Linked DNA regions of Homo sapiens: region 2 is linked to region 1. The links are chromatin loops, found by intact Hi-C in ENCODE. Cell type or tissue: tibial artery. All regions are shown on one strand. Each heading gives the region's core, and the rest is flanking DNA. Links, peaks and the distances in the headings are about the cores only.

Evidence for each region. A loop is a pair of places that touch in the nucleus more often than their neighbours do. Peaks named below come from ENCODE experiments on the same cell type or tissue, not always from the same donor. Only the 100,000 strongest peaks of a DNase experiment are listed, where the experiment ranks them.
Region 2: it touches region 1 in a loop (8-fold over the local background); 104 of 110 quality-filtered maps call a loop at or near these places.

Annotation. Positions count from the first base shown.
Region 1 is chr11:6,426,988-6,437,522 of GRCh38, reverse strand. It overlaps HPX (hemopexin), which reads left to right. Exons shown (of 10, transcript NM_000613.3): 6 at 1-83; 7 at 346-477; 8 at 5,506-5,636; 9 at 5,720-5,882; 10 at 6,053-6,474. The coding sequence ends at 6,312. Among named protein-coding and RNA genes, the nearest start is that of HPX, 8.7 kb to the left of the region's middle. RefSeq lists a silencer at 1,474-1,673 and an enhancer at 3,139-3,188. In tibial artery, for the core only: no CTCF peak of the experiment used is centred there; no DNase peak of the experiment used is centred there.
Region 2 is chr11:6,372,272-6,382,806 of GRCh38, reverse strand. No RefSeq gene overlaps it. Among named protein-coding and RNA genes, the nearest start is that of SMPD1, 13 kb to the left of the region's middle. In tibial artery, for the core only: a CTCF peak has its summit at 3,377 (motif pointing left); DNase peaks (open chromatin) are centred at 3,326 and 6,286; H3K27me3 peaks cover 195 bases.

The DNA of each region.
Region 1 (10,535 bases), core at 1,016-9,015:
GCGCTTCGACCCTGTCAGGGGAGAGGTGCCTCCCAGGTACCCGCGGGATGTCCGAGACTACTTCATGCCCTGCCCTGGCAGAGGTGAGAAAGCCCTAGCACTTGAGACCTGTCAGAATTCATCCACTTTCCCTGAGCTTGTGGATCTCACGTGTCCTAGCTCTCACTTTAACTCCGTGTTGCGACACCTTGGCCCTTAATCTAGCCCCATTTCCATTCTGGATTTTCCCATTGCCCTCATATGGGGAAACCCACACCCCACTAACCCCAGCCATCTCTTCCACCTTGGACCTCACTCTGACCTCTGGCCTCCTTCTGTGTTCTCCTCACCCATTTCTCTCTCCAGGCCATGGACACAGGAATGGGACTGGCCATGGGAACAGTACCCACCATGGCCCTGAGTATATGCGCTGTAGCCCACATCTAGTCTTGTCTGCACTGACGTCTGACAACCATGGTGCCACCTATGCCTTCAGTGGTGAGAGATGCCCCCAACTCCCCCAATGTGCTCTCACATCTCTTTTACTTGTATCTCCCATCCTTGACACATTTCTCCATTGTCATCACTGTGTCACTTATTTTGTCCCCTCTGTCCCCATCCTTCTGCATGCCCTTCTGCATCCCTCATCTCTGAGGCATATTTCTCAATCTTGTCTGTCACGGCCCAAGCCCCTAACTTCATCTACCTGTCTACCATCTACTCCCATGGCTGTGCCCCCTGTGGACCTCTCTGGGCCCCTATGACTCCTTGTGTTCTCCTTGCTCAATGCCCTGCTGAGCCCTCTGGCTCTCCCTTGCTCCCTGGACCTCTATGTGTCTCTGTACCTCCTTGCCTCCCTTTGTTCTTGCATATCTTTCTGAGTCCTCTGGCTCCCCCTGATTTATCCTCAGAACTCCATCTTGTTTCAGGTTCCTGGTTCCTATGTCCAGACCCCTGGGCATAGCACTGCCTGGGGATGAGATGTTCTCATTGCTGAGAACCAGCTGAGAAGTGTTGGGTACTTTAGACCTTTAGAGGCTGGCTTCACTAGCCTCTGGAGGTTTCTCCTCTGAGTAGCCAATGGAGATACCCCTCCCTTGACCCGTGGCATCAATTGGTAAAAGCCATCTAATAATACCTAGGGCTGTTCTGAGTTCAGTCAGGCAGTAAATAGTCATGCTGCACAGTTGAGAATATCCCCAAGAGGAGTGAGCAACCACATCACATCCAACCTGAGATATATGTATAATTAGGACAGTGGTAAGAATATAAAATCGTGAAAATATTTTTTTCACACAAAATTTTTTTGGCTCCTGACCCTTGGACAAATTTGACCAGTTATGACTATCAAGTTCTGTTGAAAAATACATCACCACATGGAGAGCAAATCTCCACAGCAGGATTGCACACTATAATAAGAACATACAGCTAAGATGAAACACACACCTGTAGTGAAAATACAACATTAAACTGAGAACATACGCCATAGTAAGAACACATAAGTATCAAGAGAACACACAGCCATGGTGGGAGCCCATTGGGAGGACACACAGACAAAGTGAAATGCAGAAAGAGAGAGAGAGTGAGTGAGAGATTGTGAAAACAGGGCCACAGGAAACACACAGAAATAGAGAGAGACACCAAGCCATCTAGAGATCACAGAACTTCAAGGCCATGTGGCCATAATGAGAATGCTACTGAACTCCTAAATGAAAAATGTCATGTATGTTCCATAGCTGTTGAGAGAGCCCACAGCATGGAGAGAACACCTTATATTAAAAATACCCAGGCCGGGCGTGGTGAGTCACGCCTGTAATCCTAGCACTTTGGGAGGCTGAGGCAGGTGGATTGCTTGAGCGGCTTGAGCCTAGGAGTTTGAGACCAGCCTGGGCAACATGGCAAAACCTCATCTCTACAAAAAATATAAAAATTAGTCGGGTGTGGTAGTGCGTTCCTATAGTCCCATCTACTTCAGAGGCTGAGCCCGGAAGGTCGAGGCTTCAGTGAGCCGTGATCGTGCTACTGCACTCCAGCCTGGGTGACAGAGTGAGACCATGTCTCAAAAAAAACAAAAACAAAAAACAAAACAAAACAAACAAACAAACAAAAAACCCATATATATATATATATACCTAGCTGAGGTGAGAATGCACTATTTTGGTAAAATCACCAACATGACCCAGCTACAGCATGGGGCAGTCCCTCCCCTCTCACTGGTAAATTTTTCTTTCTCTGACTCACAGTTTTGTTGTTGTTGTTGCTGTTGTTTGAGATGGAGTCTCACTCTGTCACCCAGGCTGGAGTGCAATGGCGCAATCTTGGTTCACTGCAACCTCTGCCTCCTGGGTTCAAGCGATCCTCCTGCCTCAGCCTCCCGTATAGCTGGGACTACAGGCGCATACCACCATGCCTGGCTAATTTTTGTATTTTTTTTTGGGTTACAATGTACTATTTATTAATTTAATTTTTGTATTTTTAGTAGAGATAGGGTTTCACCATGTTGGCCAGGCTGGTCTCGAACTCCTGACCTCAGGTGATCCGCCTGCCTCGGCCTCCCAAAGTGCTAGGATTACAGGCATGAGCAACCACGCCTGGCCCCTCATAGGTTTTTATCTATTCTCTTTGCTTCTTCACAACTTTGGCTTGCACGTGGACCATCATGTTCTCTCCACTTTCTCACTACTTCATGATCTTTCAGTCTCAGTTCCAACTGATACCTCCCTCAGTTGCTCTTTTTTCCTAGTAAGATTTCCAGAGAGGGAATCTGAATGGCCCAGTCCATATTTTCAGACCACACCACATTAAAGTGGTTGATTGCCAGCCTATGTATTGGCTACATTAATGGGTTGGGAACTCATCATTTACTTCATTGCACAAAGCAGCATAGCTCTGGTTCTCAAAATAGGGCCCCTGGGCCAGGTGTGGTGGCTCATGCCTATAATCCCAACACTGTGGGAGGCCGAGGGGGGCAGATCACTTGAGTCCAGGAGTTCTAGACCAGCCTGGGCAACATGGTGAAATCTCATCTCTACTAAAAATACAAAAAATTAGCCAGGTGTGGTGGCATGCACCAGTAGTCCCAGCTGTTCAGGAGGCTGAGGTGGGAGGATTGCTCGAGTGTGGGAGGCAGAGATTGCAGTGAACCGTGACTGTGCCTCTGCAATCCAGCCTGGGTGACAGATTGAGACCCTGTCTCAAAAAACAAATAAATAAAATAAAATAAATATGGTTCCTGAGCAGGGTAATTTCAGTGGGAAACCTCCCAGGGGAGGTGGATATGTCAGTCACCGCTGTATACTCAGTACACGGCTAATAAGAGAACTTGTGGTAGCAGCAAGAACACTAGGTATTTACTCAACAAATATTTGTTGAGCATCTGATAAGAAGTGGGCATTGTCCTAGGCACTGAGATACAGTAGTCAACATGGCAGACAAGATGCCTGCCCTGACAGGCTCTGCTAAAGTGAGAGAGGACAATAAGAAAGAGAAAGGAAGAAAGAGAATAATTTTAGGTAATATTAAGGGTTGTAAAGAAAATAAGACAGGATAGTGGGATAGAGGTGAGGAGAATGAGGGCTGTCTTCTGAAGAAATGATTTTTGAGCTGAGACTTCAGTGATGAGAAGGAATTAACCACACGATGTGCTGGAGGAAAAGCATTTTAGGGAGGGTGAGCAGCACATACTTCAAGGAATCAAGAAGGAAGCCTGGTGAGGCTGGAACACAGAGAAAGAGCAGGTGGGTGACTTGAAAGGGCAGGGACGGCAGTGGCCAGGTTACCTAGACCTGGTAAGGGTTTTCAACCATAAAAGGGAGTCATCAGAAAGTCTTGAGCAGGGCTGTGATATATTCTAACTCATTTTTTATAAAAGATCACTCTGACTTTTTGCAGAACATAAGTTATAAAAGTACAAGCATGTAAGCAAGGAATCCAGCTAGCAATCCGTGCAGTTGTCCAAATTAGAGGTGATGACCGCTTGGACTAGGATGATAGCAGCAGAGGTGGTGAGGAATCACCATGATATATTTTGGAGGTAGAGCTGACAGCATTAACTAATAGCTAAGATAGGCCGGGTGTGGTGGCTTACGCCTGTAATCCTAGCACTTTGGGAGGCCAAGGCGAGTGGATCACCTGAGGTCAGGAGTTCGAGACCAGCTTGACCAACATGGTGAAACCTCGTCTCTACTAAAAATACAAAATTAGCTGGGAATGGTGGCACATGCCTGTAATCTCAGCCTACTTGGGAGGCTGAGGCAGGAGAATCGCTTGAACCTGGGAGGTGAATGTTGCAGTGAGCCGAGATTGCACCATTGCACTCCAGCCTGGGGAACAAGAGTGAAACTCCGTCTCTAAATAAATGAATGAATGAATGATATCAGTCAGAGTAGGGAAGGGAAAAGAGGCTTCAAGAATGACTCAGCTTTCGTGGACTCAGCAACTGAGTGGCTGGTGGTTTTGTTTTCTAAAATTGGGAAAGACTAGGGAGTGTGTGTGTTGGTGGGGGGCAGAAATCAGTTTGGGCATATTAGGTTTTGGGTGCCTATTGGCACCCCATAAGCATGTCAGGTAGGCAGCTGATTTGGAGCCTAAACCTCAAAGGAGAGGTCAGTCAGAGCTGACGAGAACAGATTGGAAGTCATCAGCATATAGATGGCATTTAAAGCCCCTGGACTAGGTGAGATTACCAAGGAAGTGAAGGTAGAGAGAGAAGAGAAGAGGCCCAAAGTAGGGGATTCCAATATTTAGATATCAGGTTGAAGAAAAGAGTAGTCAAAAAAGATAAGAGGAATACTGGGAGAGTCAGGTGTCACAGAAGCCAAGTTCCAAAAAAAGACATTTAAAGGAGAAGGAAGTAGTGAGCAGTCCAGTGCTCCTGAGAGGTAGGGTCAGATGAGAACAGAGAATTGACCATGAGATTTCGCAAATTGGAGAATACTAGCAACCTGGATAAGAACAATTTCAATGGTTGAGGGAAACAGAAGTGTAATTGAAGAGGATTGAGGAAAAAAGACAAATGGGAGCCTAGATAATTCCTTAATAAGTTGTTGTGAAAAGAGGAGAAGAAAAACGGGGTGCTAGCCCAGCTACTCCCTCACTCTTCCACCACCTCATAGGGAGAGACTGGAGAACACAGCCAGAGTGAGAACATTCAGTAGAAGTGGTGCTTCCTTTTTAAGTTCTGGACACTGTATTTCATTATCTATAACCGCATCTCTGTACATGGACACCTGAAATCCTTAGGGAGTGCCCGCCAACCCCATGATGTTGGCCTTACCTGGAAACTTAGCCACTGTTTTCCACACTTGCCTTTCTTTCAGGCACCTGCTGATTCCAGTTTCAGCCAGGGCACAGTGCCCAACATTGCTGACCAAGTCTTGCTCTATTTCTCCTTCTCACCTGGCCTCTTCCATCTTGGCCTCTGGATGCATTCTCTCCCTCTCATGACTCATTTCTGCATTCATCACTAGCCTCTTCTCTGCCTGGGCTTCTGCCAGCGGCCCTAGAGCAACCTATGGTATTCCACAGGGACCCACTACTGGCGTCTGGACACCAGCCGGGATGGCTGGCATAGCTGGCCCATTGCTCATCAGTGGCCCCAGGGTCCTTCAGCAGTGGATGCTGCCTTTTCCTGGGAAGAAAAACTCTATCTGGTCCAGGTGTGTATTGGGGGAGAGGCTTGAGGTAGAGACTGGGACAAGCATATCCAACTCTGTATTTATTACCATCCTTTGTCCTCCAGGGCACCCAGGTATATGTCTTCCTGACAAAGGGAGGCTATACCCTAGTAAGCGGTTATCCGAAGCGGCTGGAGAAGGAAGTCGGGACCCCTCATGGGATTATCCTGGACTCTGTGGATGCGGCCTTTATCTGCCCTGGGTCTTCTCGGCTCCATATCATGGCAGGTGAGGGGCTTCTGGGTGCTTAGAGGGCAGCTTGTTCTGCTACCTGTCTGTGGCATAGATCCCCACCAGGGCATGAGAAGGCCTAGGTCAGGATCCCCAGGGCATGAGAAGGCCTAGGTCAGGATCCCCATGACATGGAAGCCATGCTATGTTTGGTGCCTTCTCCCCAGGACGGCGGCTGTGGTGGCTGGACCTGAAGTCAGGAGCCCAAGCCACGTGGACAGAGCTTCCTTGGCCCCATGAGAAGGTAGACGGAGCCTTGTGTATGGAAAAGTCCCTTGGCCCTAACTCATGTTCCGCCAATGGTCCCGGCTTGTACCTCATCCATGGTCCCAATTTGTACTGCTACAGTGATGTGGAGAAACTGAATGCAGCCAAGGCCCTTCCGCAACCCCAGAATGTGACCAGTCTCCTGGGCTGCACTCACTGAGGGGCCTTCTGACATGAGTCTGGCCTGGCCCCACCTCCTAGTTCCTCATAATAAAGACAGATTGCTTCTTCGCTTCTCACTGAGGGGCCTTCTGACATGAGTCTGGCCTGGCCCCACCTCCCCAGTTTCTCATAATAAAGACAGATTGCTTCTTCACTTGAATCAAGGGACCTTGGTCGTGAAACAATCTTCTTTCTTTGAGTTGAAAAGTTAGCACTTCTCCTTTGAGGGTGTCGAGCTCAAACAAGGCTGTGAGAAACAAGGGAGGGGAGCACTAAGGGGCAAACCTATCTCTGCGCAGATGATTCTTAGGTCCAGATCATAAACTAGCTCTTTGCAGACTATCTACACATAGTGGGGGGAAAGAGAACCAGAGTCGGAAGAGGAACAGCTGAGTTTATACAGCAAGTAAGAGGTGGAGCTAGGACTCTGATTCAACTTGCTGGTAGATGGCCACAACCCAGCCGCAAGGCATCAGAAACAACAGGGCCTGGGGCAACTATGCATGTGCAAAGAGGATTGGCTCAGAGTTGTGGGGTAGGAGGTCCAATCTGGGGGACCTCAAATTATGGTTCTGGGTGATTCAAGTAACACCACTCATGGCTTGTGTTGCCATGAGTTAGGCATGACAAGTGGAATGAAGTTGAAGTGGGGAAACAGAAATACACCAGCTGTGTGTCAGAGGCAAGCTGGAGAGAGAGAAGAAAGAATGAATGGCACCATGGAGCACATTTGCAGAACACAGTCCCTGGGAGTCTTGCTGGAGCCTCAGGAGCTTTGCTGGCACAGAGGATCTGGCCTACCCAATTAGCCTCCTGGGTATCTGCACCATCTAGACCAGCAAATGTCACTGGCAAGGAGGTTGCAGTGCTTGGTTATTTTCTGGTCATAAACTGGTGAAGGCTTTGGGTTCCAAATTTGCTGACAGCTGTTTAACTGGGAATTGGGCCTAGACTATAGGTAGCTATGTCTCAGACAAGGCCCTGTTCCTCCACTGCCTTTACAACCCAGCTGAGGTTGGAGGCTGGCTTGTTTCAGCCTCAAAAAATAGCCTGAGTTTCCAGCAGAGGGCCCTTATTCTGAGCTTCCGTGTCCTAGCCTCATTTTCCTTTCCTGTAAAATAGACACAATGCCACCCACCTTCCAGTGACAATGAATATAGACTCAAACCCATCCCTTGAACTGTCTTGGGAAGGGGCTCTGGACGTAGACCCAGACTGTGGCTCATGGCCTCATGTGATCTGGAGTCAGCCCCTCCCAACCTGTCAGCCATTTGCTCCGTAGGACTTTGATGGGTAGAGTAGTAGCTAACAAGCTCTGACTGTCACACAAGGCTTTGTACTGGGAGGCCAGGCTATAGAGTGGCTCCAGCTTAAAGGGCTGGGAGCTGGGGGACAGTGTCTCAGATTAGGGTCTAACTAGGAAGTTGACTGGAGCTGAGAACAGAGGTTAGGGGCCAAGCAGCAGGGTTGTGGGTCTACTCCTTAGGAGCACCTTGAGCTTTACTTTTCATTCCTAATGGTGTCTTGGATGGCTACCCTCACGGGGTTGGCTGCTAGTCTAAGGGGTGGAGACAAGGACAGAGTTTCAGGTCTGGTCCTTATCAAGTTCATGCACTACACTTGGGACCACTGCTGCATCATGCCAGGGAGCCTAGAGGTGTCTAAACAGTTATCCAACAACTGTGATACCCAAGGTTAACTTTCTCTTGTTTTCGGAGGCAGGGAGTACTAAGTCTCCCCTTTCTCCTTTCCTCCCACGTGTTCTCTTGCAGGGAATCCTCTAGCTTGTCTCCAGGGAACTCCCAGAAATGGTTTGTTTCAGTCAGTTTAGGCTGCTATAAGAGAATATCTTAGAGTGGGTAATCTATCAGCAATAGGAATTTATTGTTCACAATTCTGGAGGCTGGAAAGTCCAAGATCAAGGCTCCAGCAGATTCAGTGTCTGCTGAGTGCTTCTTCTGCTTCGAAGATGGCACCTTTTTGCTGTGTTCTCACATGGTGAAAAAGGGACAAGCAGCTCCCTTTGGGCTCTTTTATAAGGACACTAATCCCTTCCATGAGGTTGAAACCCATGTGACTTAATCACTTCCAAAAGTCTCCCCCTCCTAATGCTATCACATTAGTGACATTTGGTTCCAACATATGAATTTGGGGGAGATGCCAATATTCAGACCATAAAAAGGTCCAACTTATACTTCTTTCATTCATTCACTTAGCATCACCTATGTGCAGAGCAGCTTGCCATTCTACCCTCAAGAATCTGCCGCTCTATCACAGTCAGGAGGGGAACACAGAAAAAGCATCAAGTAAATGCAATACAGTGAGATAGATACTAAGATGGAAGACTCAATATACAAAGGACAGTGGAGCCAGCAATACTTAGGATGAAGAAGGGGTTAGGAAAGGCTTCATATATAATAAACACTTAGTTCAATTTTTAAAGATGAGTAAAATTTATGCAATTCCTTTAGTAAATATATATTCACTGCCAACTATGCATTACCATCCCAGGGAGCATTATGAGCAGAGGAAAGGAGAGAAGGGACAACAAGGGGTGCAAACTGCAACCAGCCCCACAGGGCTGGAGTACAGGGGATGTGTGAGGGGCTGGTGAGATGAGACTGGAGAGGGAGGCAGGAACATACCAGTTCACAGGAGGCCTTCCATGGCAGTCTAGGAAGCATGGATATTGTCTATTTTGGGAGCAATAGAGACCTACTGAGGGATTTTAGACAGGAAGAAAGTGAGGTGATGAGATTTACATTTGAGAAAGATTTCTCTGATTGCTGCAGAGTGGATACCAGGTGAAAGAAAACCCCAGCAGATGTGGGCAGACCATTGTGGAGGTTGATGCTGTGGCTAATCTGGTAGATCATGGCACCTGGACACATGGCAATGGTGGAGTAGTGGGCTGATAAAAAATATTTAGAAGACACAGTCTATAGGACTTGCTGATGGATTGGATCTGAAGGTGAGAGAAAGAGGAATCTCACTTCCAAACTGCGCTATGGCCCCTTTTCCTGGTTCGTCATCCTGCTTCTTCTTCCTTGATTTTCCATGGTACCTTTTCAGAGTCATACTCCATGGCTAACAAGCTTCCCTATGTCTTTTACATGTACAAACATGTACACGTACATCGTTTACATGTACAAACATCTCTATGTCTTTACCTCCAGCCTTGAGAACAGGCTCTACCCCAGGGCCCCTCTTTCTTCCCCTGTAGCTTCCCCAGTGGATGGGAAGCTGTATCAGCACATCTGCACCATTTTCCCCCTTTTCATGCTGTTAAATTCCTTCTCCTTCAGCATCATGGATGTAAGCCATATCATTCTCCCTACTATTCCAATGGCCATCATCTACCAGCCTCCTATGTTCTCTCAGTTGCTGAAGGCTTTGCAGACTGATGTCCCCACACCAGCTACCCAATTACTATGGCCAAACTTTAACCCTATTCATCACTCACAATTGCTCCACCTGTTGAAGAAATTCCTTAAATTCCAGTATCTCTCTTGTGAGTGCAGGCCCTTATCCTTCTGCCTCCCTCACTTCACTCCCACATTCCTGCTCTTTGACTTTGTTACTGTCACAGTCTTCCATTCCCTGAAAGCTATTTTTCTCCCACCCAAATTAAACATCAACATTGATTATCTGGGCCAAGTGCAGTGGCTTATGCCTAAATCCCAGTGCTTTGGGAGGCCAAATTGGGAGGATCACTTGAGGCCAGGAGTTCGAGACCAGCCTGGGAAACAAAGCAAGACTCTGGTCTCTACAAACAATAAAAATAATTAGCAGGGTGTTGTGGCATGTGCCTGTAGTCCCAGCTACTTAGGAGGCTGAGGCAGGAGGATCACTTGAACCCAAAAGTTTGAGGCCACAGTGAGCTATGATTGCATCACTGCATTCTAGCCCGGGTGACAAAGGAAAACTGTCTCTATTTTTTTAAAAAATAATTATTTGAACAACTTTCTTGACAATACTTTTATTTCTTTTCCCCCTTTAACCTCTATTTCATCTAGCTATTAAAAAAAAAAAAAGAAATCAACAACAAAAACCAACTGTAGGTCAGAGAAAGTTTGAGAACTTTAAAATCAGACATGTCTGAGCTCCAATCCCAGGCAAGCCACTTTCTGCTTAGATGTGAGAAATTTAACCTCTCAGCTTCTTATGTGTGTGGATATATATGATATGCAAATAAGAATGTGTGTTGTATCAATCAGTGTT
Region 2 (10,535 bases), core at 1,591-9,590, 55 kb after region 1:
GCAAGGCAAGACAACTGGAAGCAGTGGAGGCTGGGGTGGGGGGTCGGGGAGAGGAGCCTCCAGGTCATAGATTCAAAGATTTTCTGATTGGCAATTGGTTGAAAAGAGTTATTATCTAAAGAGCTGGAATCAATAGAAAGGAATGTCGGCAGGGCGTGGTGGCTCAAGCCTGTAATCCCAGCACTTTGGGAGGCCGAGGCAGGTGGATCACCTGAGGTCAAGAGTTCGAGACTGGCCTGGCCAACATGGTGAAACCCCATCTCTACTAAAAATACAAAAAATTAGCCAGGCATGGTGGCAGGTGCCTGTAATCCCAGCTACTCGGGAGGCTGAGGCAGGAGAATCGCTTGAACCCGGGAGGTGGAGGTTGCAGTGAGCCAAGATGGGTCCATTGCACTCCAGCCTGGGCGGCAAAAGCGAAACTCTGTCTCAAAAAAAAAAAAAAAAAAAGAATGTCTAGGTTAAGATAAGGAGGTGTTGTGAGACCAAGATTTTTGTTTGTTAGTTTGTTTTTGTTCTGTTTTGTTTTTTGAGACAGAGTCTTGCTCTGTCACCCAGGGTGGAGTGCAGTGGCACGATCTTGGCTCACTGCAACCTCTGCCTCCCGGGTTCAAGTGATTCTGCAACTTCCGCCTCCTGGGTTCAAGTGATTCTCTTGTAGCTGGGATTACAGGTGCCTGCCACCATGCGTGGCTAATTTTTGTATTTTTAGTAGAGATGGGATTTTGCCATGTTGGCCAGGCCGGTCTCAAACCCCCGACCTCAGGTGATCCACCCGCCTTGGCCTCCCAAAGTGCTGGGATTACAGGCGTGAGCCACCAAGCCTGACCCGGAGACCAAGATTTTATCATGCAGATGAAACCTCCATGTATCAGGCATCAGAGCGCTTATCAGACCTAAACAGGTGCCAGACTCTTAATTTTCTCCTGGATCAGAGGAGAGACCTGGAGAAAAAAAGGGATTGTCTACAGAATGTAGGTTTTCCCCATTAAGATCTTTTATTTATTTATTATTTATGATTTTATTTTTTATTTTTTGAGACGGAGTCTTGCTCTCTCGCCCAGGCTGGAGTGCAGTGGTGCGATCTCGGCTCACTGCAACCTTCGCCTCCCAGGTTCAAGCAATTCTCTGCCTCAGCCTCCCAAATAGCTGGGATTGCAGGCACCTGCCCCCACGCCCAGCTAATTTTTGTATTTTTAGTAGAGACGGGGTTTAACCATGTTGGCCAGGCTAGTCTTGAACTCCTGACCTCATGATCCACCTGCCTCGGCCTCCCAAAGTGCTGGGATTACAGGCGTGAGCCACTGCACCCGGCCAGATCTTTTTAAATGTTAATGCTCGTCACTTGTTCCCAATTCTGAGAGAGAAGAGTATGATGAGGCATGTCCAATCCCCACTTTCAATCATGGCCTGAACTAGATTTTCTGGTTTAGTTTGGAATGTCTTTGGGAGAGAGGGGACTCTGTCAGTTGGTTGGGGGAGCTTAGAATTTTATTTTTGGTCTACATGGGGGAATAAGCCCTTTGTTCCTGAAGGCAGGTCAGGTGGCACATCACAGTGTCCACCACAGACTACCTCTTGTGCCACTTGGATTCATTTCACAGAAGTCTGGAACAGCTCCTCTAGCATACTAATGACTAATGAGTCTCTCTTCATGGTGGAAATTAGAAGAAAGATAGTGGAAAGAATTATAGCTCTCTGAAGCCTCTCTCAGGACAGCAACTGATACTCATCATTTTCCTCTTTTATCCATTTTAGCTTTCCTTCACCCTTAGAGAGCACCTCTGCTGATTTCAGTGGCTTACCTGATGGTGTAATGCAAACTTTCTCCCTGGGGGGTCTGAGCCTCACTATCCATGCTCTCCTCAAGCCATGCTCCTGCACTTGTCTTTTTACCATCAAAATAGGGCAGGGACTACCAAGAGGCACCCAAGTGGGCCAGCTGGATGCCAAGCATATTCCCCCATGTCTCCATTTTGTAACAGTTGTATTATCAGGATCAACAATGACAATCAGGATCAACGCTACAGCCACCATGATCATGCCTCTTCTTGCCTGCTGGCCCCTGCACGCAGGAGCCCAGAGTTCCTAGGCAACAACCATAACCCATTCACCTGCTGGACACATTTCCCCATTGGGAATCAGAGCCTCTAAAGCAGCAGAGCCTAGAGTTGTAGGGGCAGAAAGCACAAATTTCCCAAGTAGATTCCTGGGAGTGATGGCGAACAGAGCCACGCCTGCTTTCTCTCTTTGGTTCTGAACCCATGTGTTTTACCTTTTGGGAACAGAACACCAGGTTGTTGGTTTAAAGTGTATACTGCATGCTAGAAGGTGGCACCTCCTCCTCTCTAGGAATTACTTCCATGTTTGTGCTTCAGCTGTGCATCTACAGCTGATTCTATCACTGTGTTAGGCTGGCAGTTTCTGGGTGGTCGGCTGTAATGTGACCAGTGGACACAAAAGTCATGTGCCCGCTTTACACCTCTTTTGCTGAAAAGTGGTTCCTGGTACGACATGATAGGATTCCGTACCTGTTGCTCAGACACTGTCTCTGTAAGCCCTTGGATAGTGGTTGAGGCCTAGGAGGTGGGAAAATTCATTATGAACAAAGTTTTCTGCAGGGCTGGTAGTGGGAAAGGTGAGACAACCTTATTCTTGACTTTCTCTGGGTTTTAGAACTTCTGAAACCTATTGTGCAGGCTTCTAGGCTATTGGATAATGACTAGAACTTGGGGAAGGGAGAGCAAGGCTGGTGTTTAAAGATCTAAAGTTATACAGCCTCTGCCTCAGTGGCGAACTGAGTCCCTGGCTTGGAGAGTGATTGGCAGAGGGACAAAATGGGCTGCTTGGTTGGGACAGATAACTTCTTAGTTAATCTGGGTTAATTTAAGCAGACATTCGCTTAGGGTACTTACATTTTGTTGTGTCAGGAAACCTGTACAAACAGCTGAGCACGGTGGCTCACGCCTGTAATCCCAGCACTTTGGGAGGCCTAGGTGGGCGGATCACCTGAGATCAGGAGTTCGAGACCAGCCTCAATATGGAGAAACCCCGTCTCTACTAAAAATACAAAATTAGCCGGGCGTGGTGGTGCATGCCTGTAATCCCAGCTACTCCGGAGGCTGAGGCAGGAGAATTGCTTGAACTTGGGAGGCGGAGGTTGCAGTAAGCTGAGATCAGACCATTGCACTCCAGCCTGGGCAACAAGAGTGAAACTCTGTCTCAAAAAAAATTAAAAATAAAAAAAAAGGAAACCTATACAAATTCTGTTCAAGTGGCCAGCCAATTCTTGAGCTGTCTGTGAAACTGCAAATTGAATTCGAAATTCCAGACAGCAGCCCAGCACTGATGGGGAAAGGTCTCCCTCTTGTGGAAATTTTAGGGATTACTGGAAAGCTAGTAATCTATACCTTTAAGAGCTCAAATCCAGAAGAAATTTTTCTTGACAGGCAATTCCAACGCAGTGTATGTAGAACCCCCAATAGTAGGGGCTGCAATTTAAATTCAAGCTATCTGGATTAGAATCTTTGTTCTGCCACTTATTAGTTGTGTGACCTGGACAAAGCACATCACTTTTTGAGCTTCAATTTCTTTCTGTGTGACATGAAGATAATAGATAATATAAGGTTGTGAAGTTACAATGAGACAGTACTTAGATTAATAGATGTGACAGAGGAAGACTTTTAGTATCTGATGCAAACTTTTAAAGTTGCATCTTATATTTCATTACCAACTATACAGAATCTACCACCTTATACATAGTAGATGCTGTATCTGTATTGACTATCATTGATTTAATGAGGTCTAGCTGATAACTCTCCCCAGTTTTCCATGCCTTATCCACACTGTCCATTGACAGGAGAGAGGAAATCTATGGTTACAGTGAGGTGGAGGCTGAAGGAAAAGTTAAATGTTAAAAACTGCCCTTCGCCACCCCGCCCTGTGGAAGACGTAGGGAGTATTTACTTAATGACAATAACTTAGCTCCATCTATTGTCAGGAAATCATCCATTTATTCCCACCCACCGCCGCCAACACACACACTGTTCTGTGTCAGGCCCAGACCAAGAAGCTGGGGATATACCTGTTAGTAGGAAAAGCCCTGCCCTACAGAAGACTCCAGCTCAGGAGAGGATAGGGGCAAGAATAACATACTTGCCTCACCCCATCAGCCAGCATGAGGAAGCAACATAGAAGCTGTCCCCTGCAGACCTCCTGTCAACAGTCACGTGAGCACCCAATGTCACCAGTGTTGACAGATGATCTTCCAGTCGTTCCTGGGAGAAGGCTTTCCATCCGCAGCTACCTACATCTTATATAGGATGAAGGTCACCTCTCTGTGTCCTGAGATATTGCCACACTCCAACCACACTGTCTCATGTGGACATTCACTTAAAACGACTCAGGATACTTGTAAGCTCCACTGAAGCAGTCAGATCTTTGACACACAGGAAGGGGAGTGTAATGTGGAAGGAAGTGTCTCAGCCCTGTACTTGGGTAGGCTGAACAAGGGTGAAATCTAGTCCTGAAACCTAGACAGTTTTACATTTTTTTTTCTTTACCATCTCTATTCTCTGAAGAAGCTAATCCTTGGGAGGATATTTTTCAGCTTCCAAACAGAAATTGAACTAGGAAACCAATATATATGGTTGTGCATGCACATTTGTGTGCACATGAGTGCATGGGTGGTGTGGTGGATGGGCACCACCCCCAATGCAATAGCTCTCTGACTTCATCAATGCATCCAGTCTATCTTCCTTTTCTCTCTGTTTACCCACCTGCTCCTGGCTTCCTGTCTGTTTAAAATAATACTTTATAATCTAACATTATAGTAATTCCTTTGCAGATATGCTCAGCTCCTGTGTTCCCCTCTCCTCTGTCATTTTCATCTGGCTGAACTCCAGTCTCAAATGATCCCAATTACTTTCATTTTCTTCTTCTGAACCAGAGTAGCTGAAATTGTTACAGCAAATTCTATAGCTAGAAAAAGTGATATAAGGCCGGGCGCGGTGGCTCACGCCTGTAATCCCAGCGCTTTGGGAGGCCAAGGCGGGTGGATCACGATGTCAGGGGATCGAGACCATCCTGGCTAACACGGCGAAACCCCATCTCTACTAAAAATACAAAATATTAGCCAGGCGTGGTGGTGGGCGCCTGTGGTCCCAGCTACTCAGGAGGCTGAGGCAGGAGAATGGCGTGAACTCAGGAGGCGGAGCTTGCAGTGAGCCGAGATCGAGCCACTGCACTCCAGCCTGGGCGACAGAGCGCGACTCCGTCTCAAAAAAAAAAAGAAAAGAAAAAAAGAAAAAGTGATATAATGATAAATTCATGATCCCCAGACTCACATGGTCCCTCAGTGCTGCCTGGCAATTTTTCCGTGTTTCTCTAGTGAGCTTGCTCTTTTTCTACTTTTTCTAACTTTTTCATTGCTTTGTAGATCTTTTCATATCTCTGCATCCTCTGTCCTCACACCACCCACTCTTACTGATTTTGCCTTCTATTTTACAGATAATTTAGAAGCCATCCAGAGAGACATTCCCTTGTCTTTGTTACAACAAATTAAAACCCTGCTTGCATCTGTACCCATCCTCTCCCTTTCCCCCTCTGTTATATCCTAATATTTTACAGATGATGAAATACAGGTGCAGAGAAGTTACATAGCTTGCCTAAGATCACACAGCTAGCAAGTAGTTGAGCCCAGTTCCCAGCAGATGAAGCATCCCTCTTACAAAGGGCTGATACTTTTATATTGTTCTATCTCTCAGGGATCTGATTATATTAGCTATTCCCCTTCTCTTAGTTAATTTTTTTTTTTTTTTTTTTTTTTGAGATGGAGTTTCGCTCTGTCACCCAGGCTGGAGTACAGTGCCATAATCTCGGCTCACTGCAACCTCTGCCACCCAGGCTCAAGCGATTCTCCTGCCTCAGCCTTCTGAGTAGCTGGGACTACAGGCACGCACCACTACGCCTGGCTGATTTTTGTATTTTTAGTAGAGATGGGGTTTCACCATATTGGCCAGACTGGTCTCAAACTCCTGACCTCAGGTGATCCACCTGCCTCGGCCTCCCAAAGTGCTGAGATTACAGGCGTGAGCCACCTCACCTGGCCCTCTCCTAGTTAATATTAAGTTATGTCATCAGTGACAAAAAACTGAAAATAACAGCAGCTTTAAAGGAGGTCGGCATTTATTCCTCCCTCACATAGACATAGCCCATCCAGGACTTGCATGACAACGATATGATGAGCAGGAAACCAGGCTGCTTTGATCTTGCTCACCATCCCCAAAATGTGGCTTTCACCTTGTGGCTCATGCTCCAGCCATCATCTCTACACTCTTGCCAGCAGGAAAAAGAACAGAGCCCTTCCCTTTAAGGACACTTCCTAGAAGTTGCACAAGACATTTTTACCCTTATTTCCATGGCTAGAACTTGAACACATTATTCTACTGCAAGGGAGGTGAAGAAATGTCATTTTTGTTCCAGGAGGTCATTTACTCTGCTGAAATTCACAGACTGTACTACCATAGAAGATGGGAGAATGGCTATTAGAGGACAAAGACAGTCTTAGCCATACTCTTTCTTTCTGACATTTTCAACCTCTCCTGCTCAATTTGAAAATCCAATCAAGATTCTATCTTTAAAAGTCAAAATGAGGTAAATCAACACAAAACAAATGCAAGCTTCTTTCTAGACCTAACCCAGTATCCTTCACTATCGGTGTTTCTCTGCTCTGTTTAACAGAACATATCTCAAAAGAACGTCCTGCACATGCTATTCCCATTTCCTTGCATTTTGACCACCACGAATCTATTAAAATGGCTAAGGCACCTCGTGACCTCCACATAAACATATCTAAGGGGCCCTTTTCAGTCTCTGTCTTCTCGACCTCTCAGCAGAATGGGATGCATTTGATTGTTCTCATTATCTTTGACACTTTCTTCTCTTGGCTTCTCCGACACCTCAGTCTTAGCTTTTAGATTGTTAAAGCAAACTAAATATGGCCTGAGAAGGACTCCATACTTCTATATTTGAGTCCTTGTAGACAAATCGTAACATAGCTTAATAGGCAGACAAGATTGAAAACCTAATTTAAGACTATACACCTGTAATGATAGCTGTGTCTTGGCCAATCCCAGCAGCCATACTTCAACCACTCACAGACTGCTGAGTGTTCAAACTGTGTTCAAATAAGGCAAAGGCCAACCTGTAACCCATCCAGCTGTTTCTGTACCTCACTTTTTTTTTTTTTTTTTTTTTGAGACAGAGTCTCAGTCTGTTCCCCAGGCTGGAGTGCAGTGGCGCGATCTTGGCTCACTGCAAACTCTACCACCCAGGTTCATGCCATTCTCCTGCCTCAGCCTCCCGAGTAGCTGGGACTAAAGGTGCCCGCCACCATGCCCGGCTAATTTTTTGTATTTTTAGTAGAGACGGGGTTTCACCGTGTTAGTCGGGATGGTCTCGATCTCCTGACCTCGTGATCCGACCGCCTTGGCCTCCCAAAGTGCTGGGATTACAGGCAGTGAGCTCACTACGTGAGCCGACTTCTGGTTTTTGTATATTACTTTACTTTTTTTATTTATAAATCTGTTCTGACCATGAGGAACCGCTGGAGTCTCTCTGAATCTGCTGTGATTCTAGGGGCTGCCTGATTCATGAATCGTTCATTGCTCAATTAAACTCTTTTAAATTTAATTTGGCTGAAGTTTTTCTTTCAACAAGATAAATTTGTCACTAATGAGAGTGTTAATTTTTTTCCAGTTTGATTTTCTGTCTTTTGCATTTTGCTTATGGTGGGTTTTGTAATGTGGAATTTTTATTTTATATTGTCAAAATCTTGACCTTTCCTTTTATGGGTTATGTGTTATGTCATACCTAGAAAGACCTTCTATGCTCCAAGAGAAAAATCCTGTGCTTTCTTCTTCTACTTCTTCTTCTTCTTCTTTTTTTTTTTTTTTTAATTGAGACAGGGTCTCACTTTCTCACCCAGGCTGGAGTGTGGTGGCATGATCTCGGCTCACTGCAACCTCAGGTTCCCAGGTTCAAGTGATTCCCTTGTCTCAGCCTCCCAAGTAGCTGGGACTATGGGCATGGGCTACCATGTCCTACTAATTTTTGTATTTTTAGTAGAGATGGGGTTTTGCCATGTTGCCCAGGCTGTTCTTGAATGCCTAAGCTCAGGCAATTCGCCCACCTTGGCCTCCCAAAGTGCTAGGATTACAGGCATGAGCCACAGCGTTCGGCTGACTGTGCTTTCTTCTTCTGAAGAAAAGAAATAGAAATTGTGGCTCACATGGATCTTCATTCGGACTTGAGGTGTCTCACTGGGAAGCCCTGCTGGCCCCAGCTGGTTCCAAGCATCAGAGACTTAGAAAATGTTGCAGAAGTCACTCCAGAGCAGGGATCCGCTCAGAGGTGGGGCTGGGCAGAAGCCCTGTTTGAAAGGTCTAACGGCCATACTGGAATGTGGGAATTAACTTTTTTTTTTTTTTTTGAGATGGAGTTATGCTCTAATTGCCCAGGCTGGAGTACAGTGGCAGGATCTCGGCTCACCGCAACCTCTGCCTCCTGGGTTCAAGCGATTCTCCTGCCTCAGCCTCCCGAGTAGCTGGGGATTACAGGCATGCACCACTGTGCCTGGCTAATTTTGTATTTTTAGTAGAGACGGGGTTTCTCCATGTTGGTCAGGCTGGTCTCGAACTCCCAACCTCAGGTGATCCACCTGCCTTGGCCTCCCAAGGTGCTGGGTTTACAGGCTTGAGCCACCATGCCTGGCCAGGGATTGACTTTTTTTTTTAATTTTAAATTATTATTATTGTTTTTTGAGACAGGGTCTGGCTCTCTGTTGCCCAGGCTGGAGTGCAGTGGCACCATCTTGGCTCACTGCAACCTCTACCACCCAGGCTCAAGCCATCCTCCCTCCTCAGCCTCCCATGTAGCTGGGATTACAGGCATGCGCCACCATGCCCAGATAATTTTTGTGTTTTTTTTTATAGAAACAGGGCTTCACCACATTGCCCAGGCTGGTCTTGAACTTCTGAGTTCAAATGATCTGCCTGCCTTGGCCTCCTAAGGTGCTGGGATTACAGATGTGAGCTACCACACCCAGCTGCAATTCACTTTTGACCAAGAGAAAAAACTTAAGAGGAATCCAGTTGTCCATAAAGTGACAAGGAATATTTGCTGCATATTTGAGGATCTTTTGATCAACTTAATACAGAACCTGGCATCTTTACGTCTCCTTAGGGCCAGATGATCATAGCCACTCCCAGCCTCAGATACTTTTAATATGTTGATGAGCTTCTGAGCTCAGACATCTCTAACTTAACTATGTCCAAAATGGAGCTTTTGATCTTTCATTCTGATTTTGACACTGCTCCAGTCTTTCCTATCTAGGGATGGGCACCTCAGCATACCGGACACTTGGAGTCATTAAAACAATTTTTTAAAATTTTTAAATTCTTTTTCTTTAAACAATTTTTTTTTTTTTTTTAAAGATAGGGTCTTGCTGTCTTTCCCAGGCTGGTCTCAAACTCCTGGGCACAAGGGATCCACCTGCCTCAGCCTCCTGTGTAGCTAGGACTACAGGCATACACCACTGTGCCCAGCTCTTGGAGTCATCTTTGACACTTCATCTCCCTTTACCTCTACATTTTATTAATTATCAAGTCATGTCTATTTCTCCTCTAAAACCCAACCTAAGTCTTACCTCTGATCACCTCTGTAGCTACTGTCTTAGCCTAAGTTACTACCATCTCTATCTTAGATTGCTACAAGTTATCCTAACTGGTTTTCCCTGATTTCACCATTGCCCCCAAGTCGATTTCCCATAGCCCACTCCTCTCTTTTGAAATTGTATATCAGATTGTTTCATTCCCCTGATGAAAATTAATTAATTCAACAAATTAGTATAGAGATCTACAGTGTGCCAGGCACTGTTCAGGTATTGGGGGATACATTAGTGATGGGGATACATCGATGTTTTGAAACTAAGCATTCAAAAATCCCTGCTGTCATAGAGTTTACAAAAAAGCAAATAGTGCCATGAAGGAAAATTAAGAATGAAAGGGGTTGGGGAGAGCTGGGGTGGGTGTGCAATTTGAAGCAGGGTGATTAGGGGATGTTTCACTAAGAAGACTATATTTGGGTGGCCAGGTGCGGTGGCTCACACCTGTAATCCCAGCACTTTGAGAGGCCGATGCCGGTGGATCATGAGGTCAGGAGTTCAAGACCAGCTTGGCCAAGATGGCGAAACCCCCTCTCTACTAAAAATACAAAAAATTAGCCGGGTAAGGTGGTGGGTGCCTGTAATCCCAGCTACTTGGGAGGCTGAGGCAGAGAATTTCTTCAACCCAGGAGGCGGAGGTTGCAGTGAGCCGAGATCACACCACTATACTCCAGCCTAGGTGACAGAGTGAGACTCCATCTAAAAAAAAAAAAGACTATATTTGAGCAAAGACTTGAAGGAGATGAGAAAGTAAGCTTTGTGGATATCTGGGAGAAAATATTCCAGACAGAAGGAACAACATGTGCAAGGT